Linked DNA regions of Homo sapiens: region 2 is linked to region 1. The links are chromatin loops, found by intact Hi-C in ENCODE. Cell type or tissue: heart left ventricle. All regions are shown on one strand. Links, peaks and the distances in the headings refer to the core of each region. The heading gives the core; the rest is flanking DNA. Region 1 overlaps ARHGAP24 (Rho GTPase activating protein 24). Region 2 overlaps ARHGAP24 (Rho GTPase activating protein 24).

The links. A loop is a pair of places that touch in the nucleus more often than their neighbours do. Peaks named below come from ENCODE experiments on the same cell type or tissue, not always from the same donor. Only the 100,000 strongest peaks of a DNase experiment are listed, where the experiment ranks them.
Region 2: it touches region 1 in a loop (2.1-fold over the local background); 3 of 110 quality-filtered maps call a loop at or near these places.

What each region holds. Positions count from the first base shown.
Region 1 is chr4:85,863,758-85,866,677 of GRCh38, forward strand. All of the region lies in intron 3 of ARHGAP24 (Rho GTPase activating protein 24), which reads left to right. Among named protein-coding and RNA genes, the nearest start is that of MIR4451, 140 kb to the left of the region's middle. In heart left ventricle, for the core only: no CTCF peak of the experiment used is centred there; no DNase peak of the experiment used is centred there; H3K4me3 peaks cover 79 bases; H3K27ac peaks cover 54 bases.
Region 2 is chr4:85,908,354-85,911,273 of GRCh38, forward strand. The region is part of intron 3 of ARHGAP24 (Rho GTPase activating protein 24); the gene reads left to right. Among named protein-coding and RNA genes, the nearest start is that of MIR4451, 190 kb to the left of the region's middle. In heart left ventricle, for the core only: no CTCF peak of the experiment used is centred there; a DNase peak (open chromatin) is centred at 1,658.

The sequences.
Region 1 (2,920 bases), core at 89-2,588:
AACCCGGCGTTTGTTGTCACATACCAGGAAAATTTAGAACATGGACACACATGAGGAGTTTAGGAGTGGAGGTTTAATAGGTAGAAGAGAAAGGGAAACAGCTTCCTCAACAAAGGAAGGTGTCTCCAAGCGGAAAAAGACCAGCTAGTGGCAAATGCCCCAAGTTTTATAGTCCAGTCTGAGGAGGCAGTGTCTGATTTAGATAGGACTCATAGATTGGTTCAATCAGGCATGACATTTACATAGAGAAGAGGAGAAGACTGGTCGTCCCATCTTAATCTTCTTATGCAAATGGACTTTCCAGTTGATTGGAGCCATCTTGTCTGCTCCTTACCATACACATGACTGGCAGAGAAGGGAAGATGGAGCTGCCATTTTGAAAATGTCTAGTCCTTGGTTCCTGCCGGCATTCACCAGTGGAAGCTCCCAGCTTTCAGGCTGCTCTTTGTTAGAAAATGATTTAGGGCTGCTTTTCATTAAAAAGAAAAGCCTTACCAAGGACTCCCATGGCCTTGCTGTCTGCCTAAGGAATTCCTTCTTAACTCCTATATCACTTGGGGGCTTGGGGGTACATTTGTTAGGAAATGGCTTATGATTTTTTCGATAATAATCTGAATGGTGGTCAGAAACTTTGAATAAAATTTTAGTATAGCCCTGCCAAAGAAAACAGTACAGTTATGTTAAGAGGATGGAATTAACCATGTAAAATTTGGTACAGATTTATCTTGAATTCCGTATCTTCTAAGAGATCCAGAATTACTCTCCTTTGGTTTGGCAAAGATATCTATCTATACAAAGACCTGATGCCAAACTTATGATAGACAGGCAATTATCTGATGTTGCAGGAAAATCAGTTTTTTTTTTTTTTAAATGAATAGACAAAATATAAGCTTAGGGAGTGGGTGAGGCAGAAAATGTAAATGATAGGATGGGAAGGAAGAAAGCATGTTCAGACCCACTTCCATGAGCTACGCCCATCTGCAATGAGTAAGAGCAGTTAAGTAGTATATATGGAAATACGGACCAGTTAGGGAGAGGGAATTTATGCAGTTTTTGTATTTGTTTGATTTTTCTTTTTTATGTGTTAGATAAATAGAGGATCTCTGGCTGAGGCTTTTCACTAAAATGTCTTAAAAATAAATAAATTATAATACCATCTTGAGAATGTGAATGCATTTGAAATAAATAAACTGTCATTGTGAGAAAATAAGTTCCATATGTCTCATTCATCTCCCTTCTTCATGTGGTGTCATGGCCTTGTAAGCAAAAGGACCTAATTATCATCCAACAGTCGTTAGGAGGCCCTTGCAGATTTCCTGTGACTTAGATGTAGAAATGACTTGATGGAGTTTGCTGGTTCCTCTTGGAGAACATTTTCTTCTGTTGTCTTTTTTGTTGGATGTGTTTCAGAAAAATACCTATTTATCTCTTTGCAATATTGTTCTGCTTCATTTTATAAATAAAAAACTTTTTTAGCTACTTCTTGATTTTCTAGGTTAATGATTATTGTGGCCAAATTAAATCCTAAAATTTTGTGAGTTGGCAGGTAAGGTAAAATCAATTGTTCTTGGCTGGCTAACTCCTTTTCTTTCAGTTCTCAGTTTAAAACTCAGAGAAACCTTTGTTAACCACCCTAAATAATGCAGGCTACCATGCCATTATTTTCTATCACAGAACCCTATTTATTATTAATAATAAATAATAATAAATAATTAGTAGTATAAACAAATAATAAATAATTTAAATAAAAAACAATAAATAATTTTATTATTTATAAATCAAGAATAATTAATTATTATAAAATAATTATATAAATAATAAATAATTTTAATAAAAATAAAATCATGCATTATAATTAGGGAATGTACATTTTATTTGTGTTTTTCAGAATTACAATAAAGTGTAATTTACTTTGGAAGTAAGCATGGAATATTGAAATCAAGCTGTATAAAATAAGAAGAATTATTAATTTCAATTAAGGATTATTTATATTCATAAAGACTTACAGTTGGATTCTTTTATAGAAGGCATCTGTAATATGTTCAAGTATGACACCATTTTTTTAAAGTTAGCTGAATTCTTTATTATTTATATTTATCTACAACGTATTCCCTGTATATAGTTCTACAGATTTTAGGCAATTTATATTGAAAAACAAGACAAAAGAAAAACCAAACAAAGGACAGTTAAAAAGAGCAGAAGAGTGGATTTACTTGCTGGAAATACCTATTTTGCAAACTGTGCTTAATGTTTTCTGAGAATACTAATATTTTTTCTCACTCATTGAATGAGATTGTCTGAGATTCTCACAATGATCCCTTATAGGCTCTATTTAATGGTTCACACTACATTTATCAGATGCAATATTGATTTGAGAAATAAATACATATTTTACATTTAAGTATATAGTGTTGTAGTAGAGACAGAAAATGTAAGTGAGGCACAAAGCTGTTTTATCACTTGTCTAAACATATTCAACCTGTCAGTGACAAAGACAGAGCTACTTTCTTCAGAAACCTAGAATAACTTCTCATGAATCAGAAGTTCGTCTCTAACCGACAGCAAGTTGTGTCTGGAGACTTCTGACTTACAAAAAAATGGAAAAAGAAAAACCTTAAAGGGGCATTTCCTTGGCTTACCCTGCCTGCCAGCAAGCAAAGTCTCTTCATGAGTTTTTGGCATTTTTTTGTTTTGTTTTGTTTCCCCCACATGAACAAGCTCAACTTTCATTCTTACACATTTAGAAAGATTCAGTGCAGAGATCTTTTGCTGCTGGTTGTCAAGTCTATTTTCAAGAGAATAAAAGATTACCATATTTGAATGTTGTTTTTATGCTCAAACCAATGGTTTGAGAAATTCCAGTACTTGCTGAGCTGTTCTGTTCACCTCTCCTGAGGCACTGCTCACCACTCATCCTGTT
Region 2 (2,920 bases), core at 104-2,603, 45 kb after region 1:
ATAGAAAATATATATTATTTCTGTACTCATCACAGTGACTTGGCAGTCTTGAAAGTAAAAAAATTTAAGAAGGTGTAGCATTAAACTAGTTGTAAGTTATTATGTTTTTCCTTTGCACTAAAGTTGCTAGATATTTAGGCTTCTAGGAATGAGGAGAATGTTGTAATTTGAAAGGTACACATATCATTTATGCAAATTAAACTGTATCAGAGTCCCAACTGAAAAAGATGACACACTCAACAAAGGGGGCTTCTCTCCAAAGGGATTACTTACTAAAGTGTAATAATAATGATTCTAATAATAGTGAAGGAGATTTTCCAGTCTAAGAGACAATGGTAGAACTCTGAATAAGAGTTCCCTGTAGAAAAGTCTTCTAAAGAGTAGTGAGTTTTGGTCAAAATACAGAGCCAGGCATAGATAATCCCAGAGCAAGGGAGTCAGGGAAGTACATACAGATAGTATCGAGAACTGTTTACCTAACAAAAAGCTTTCTCAGATAATTAAAAAGAAAAAAAAAAAGAAAGCCTTAATGGAAACAAATTAGTTTTAATGCTCAGGATGTTGTAAACCATCAAGGGTCATCCCTACCTGAGTTTCAATATGCTTTAGGTCTAGCTTGTAGACATATTAAAGAACAATAAGTAATGAATGGAGCCAAATAATTCCAATTCACTAATCATTTAGCCAAGAAATATCTTGGGTTTTACTTAATTCAGCTTAACTGACTATACTTCCAGGTCTGATTTTGAAGTTAAAGGTTTAAGTCTTGCTTCCTTGAGGTATTCTGAGTGGGCTTAGGTTTTTTCAATATCTAAAATACTGAGTTTGCTAACTTTGAGGTGTTTGCAGAGTCTACCATAGAGAAACACAGTGATCTTGATTTAAACTTGCTTTCAACTACAAAACCTTCAGTAAATAACTGGATTTATATGGGTTTTCTTTTGTTTTGTTTTTTTTAATTTGTGGTGTGTGTATGTATGTGTGTAAACATGTTCCTCCCCATCAGATAAGATTAAGAAAGACTGCACATATCTGTTCCCTCTTTGGTGGCTTTCTTACATTATATTTAACAAAATATTCTATCACGTCTTATTGGGTAATGAGAATCTTATTCAAGGAATGTTGCCTTTAGTTTAGCAATATGCCTGTTGAATTGTCAATCTGTATTTGGACTTTAGCCAAATTTAGGTTGGTAATTACATATGAATCAGACAAGATGCCCCCAAACAGCGACTGGTTTACCGACTTCTAATACTGCTGCATAAACCCATGGGTGTTCATTAAGTGTTAATTAATGATGGAATGCTAGGTTGAATTGACTTGTGGATTCTGGCTGATTACTCTTTAATTTAAAATTATGAAATGCACAGCATCAATCTATCAGCAGGAAAGATCAAATTTTAATTTAATGAGGGTGTCTAGAAAATTGTAGAGCTATAGGAATTCAAAGAATTAGTTATTTGTACTAGATATGAAAGATCATGTTACAGGATCCTTGGGGTGTCCCTTTTCTGGCCTGAAACCTCTGGCCAGTGGCACCTTTGCCTGAGTGTTGCTCAGGCCCGCTGGGCTTTTTCCTCCTACTTGGCCTGGCAGGCTACATTCGGCTGACACTACTGGCCTGGATCCCACGCCTGCCAAGGGAGAGTCAGGCATGGAGTGTGTGAGTGAGCATGGGGTCCGGCCACTGCATAGTCAGACACACTGGCTGCTGCAACGGGACCTGCAGCTCCAGGTGCCGGCACAGGCACTGGCTCTCAGCCAGGCTGCGGCTAGACCAGGTGCACTGCAAGCAGCTTCACTGGCTGGCACCGGGGAACGCAGTGGTGCCCAGAAGCTTGAAAACGTCAGGTACCACAGGACCCCAAAGAGGGAGTCACAGCCCTGGCCTGGGGAACTCCCAAGTCTGAGCTCCCTGAGGGACCACGGTTCTTTTCTCCTCTTTGCCTGCAACGTGGAGAGCTAAGGGGCATGTTTCAGCCCTGTGTTGTAGCTCTTTTAGCTCTGCCATTCAGCAGGCTCCAAGTTCTTGTCCTGCGACCAAGAACTCAGACAAGTGGAGGGCAAGCAAAATGAAGAGGAGCTTTGTTGAGCAATAGAACAGTTCACAATAGACCCACAGCGGGTAGCTCCTTTCCACAGTCAGGGTGTCCCAACGAGTGTTCAGCTCCTAGCAGAGAGGAGAACCTGGAGTGGGAAGCTCCTCTCTGTAGACAGGTCGTCCCGTCATGTCTGCAGTTCTCAGCAGACAGGAGGCCCTGGAGTGTGTTGCTCCTCTCTGCAGCTGTTCGCCCTACAACTCCTGCTATTAGCAGAGAGAGTAGCTCCTCTCTGCAGGCAGGTCAACCCATCATCTGCTCAGCTCTGGCTGAGCCCAAGGGTTTCATGGGCCTCAGAGGGTTGGAAGTGCACACAACTGGTCCGTGGGCTGCCATGGGCAGCCCAGAAAAGGCTTCACAAGTTCCCACTCCTGTCCCTCGGTGAGACTGGCTACCTGGCCCCCAGCCTTCAGGTCATCCCCGGCCTGAAGGTGGGGCCTCACCCGAGACCCACCCCCTCCCATCCAGGAATCTGTCTGCCTCCCACTGGCTTTCATGGTGCCCTGCTCCACCCTGACTTTGCTCTGAGATCGGAGTGGACACTGGCAGGAGGGAGAAGCTAGGCAGCAGGGGCAGGCATTTCCGAGCCTGTGAGGGCAGGAGGGCCTTCCTGGGTCCTCAAGAGTACAGGAATGCCTGAGTCTGCAGCTGCAGTTTGGATGGCTGCAGCTGCACCTGCACCCAGGAGGGCGGGGCTCCTGCCTGCTCCACAGAGCAAGAGGCCTGGGTCTGCAGCCTGGTTTGGGTGGCTGCAGTGAAATCTGGGGAGCTCCCGCCCTAACTCGAATGGGGTGGGGCTCCCACTTGTACCGGGCTCCACT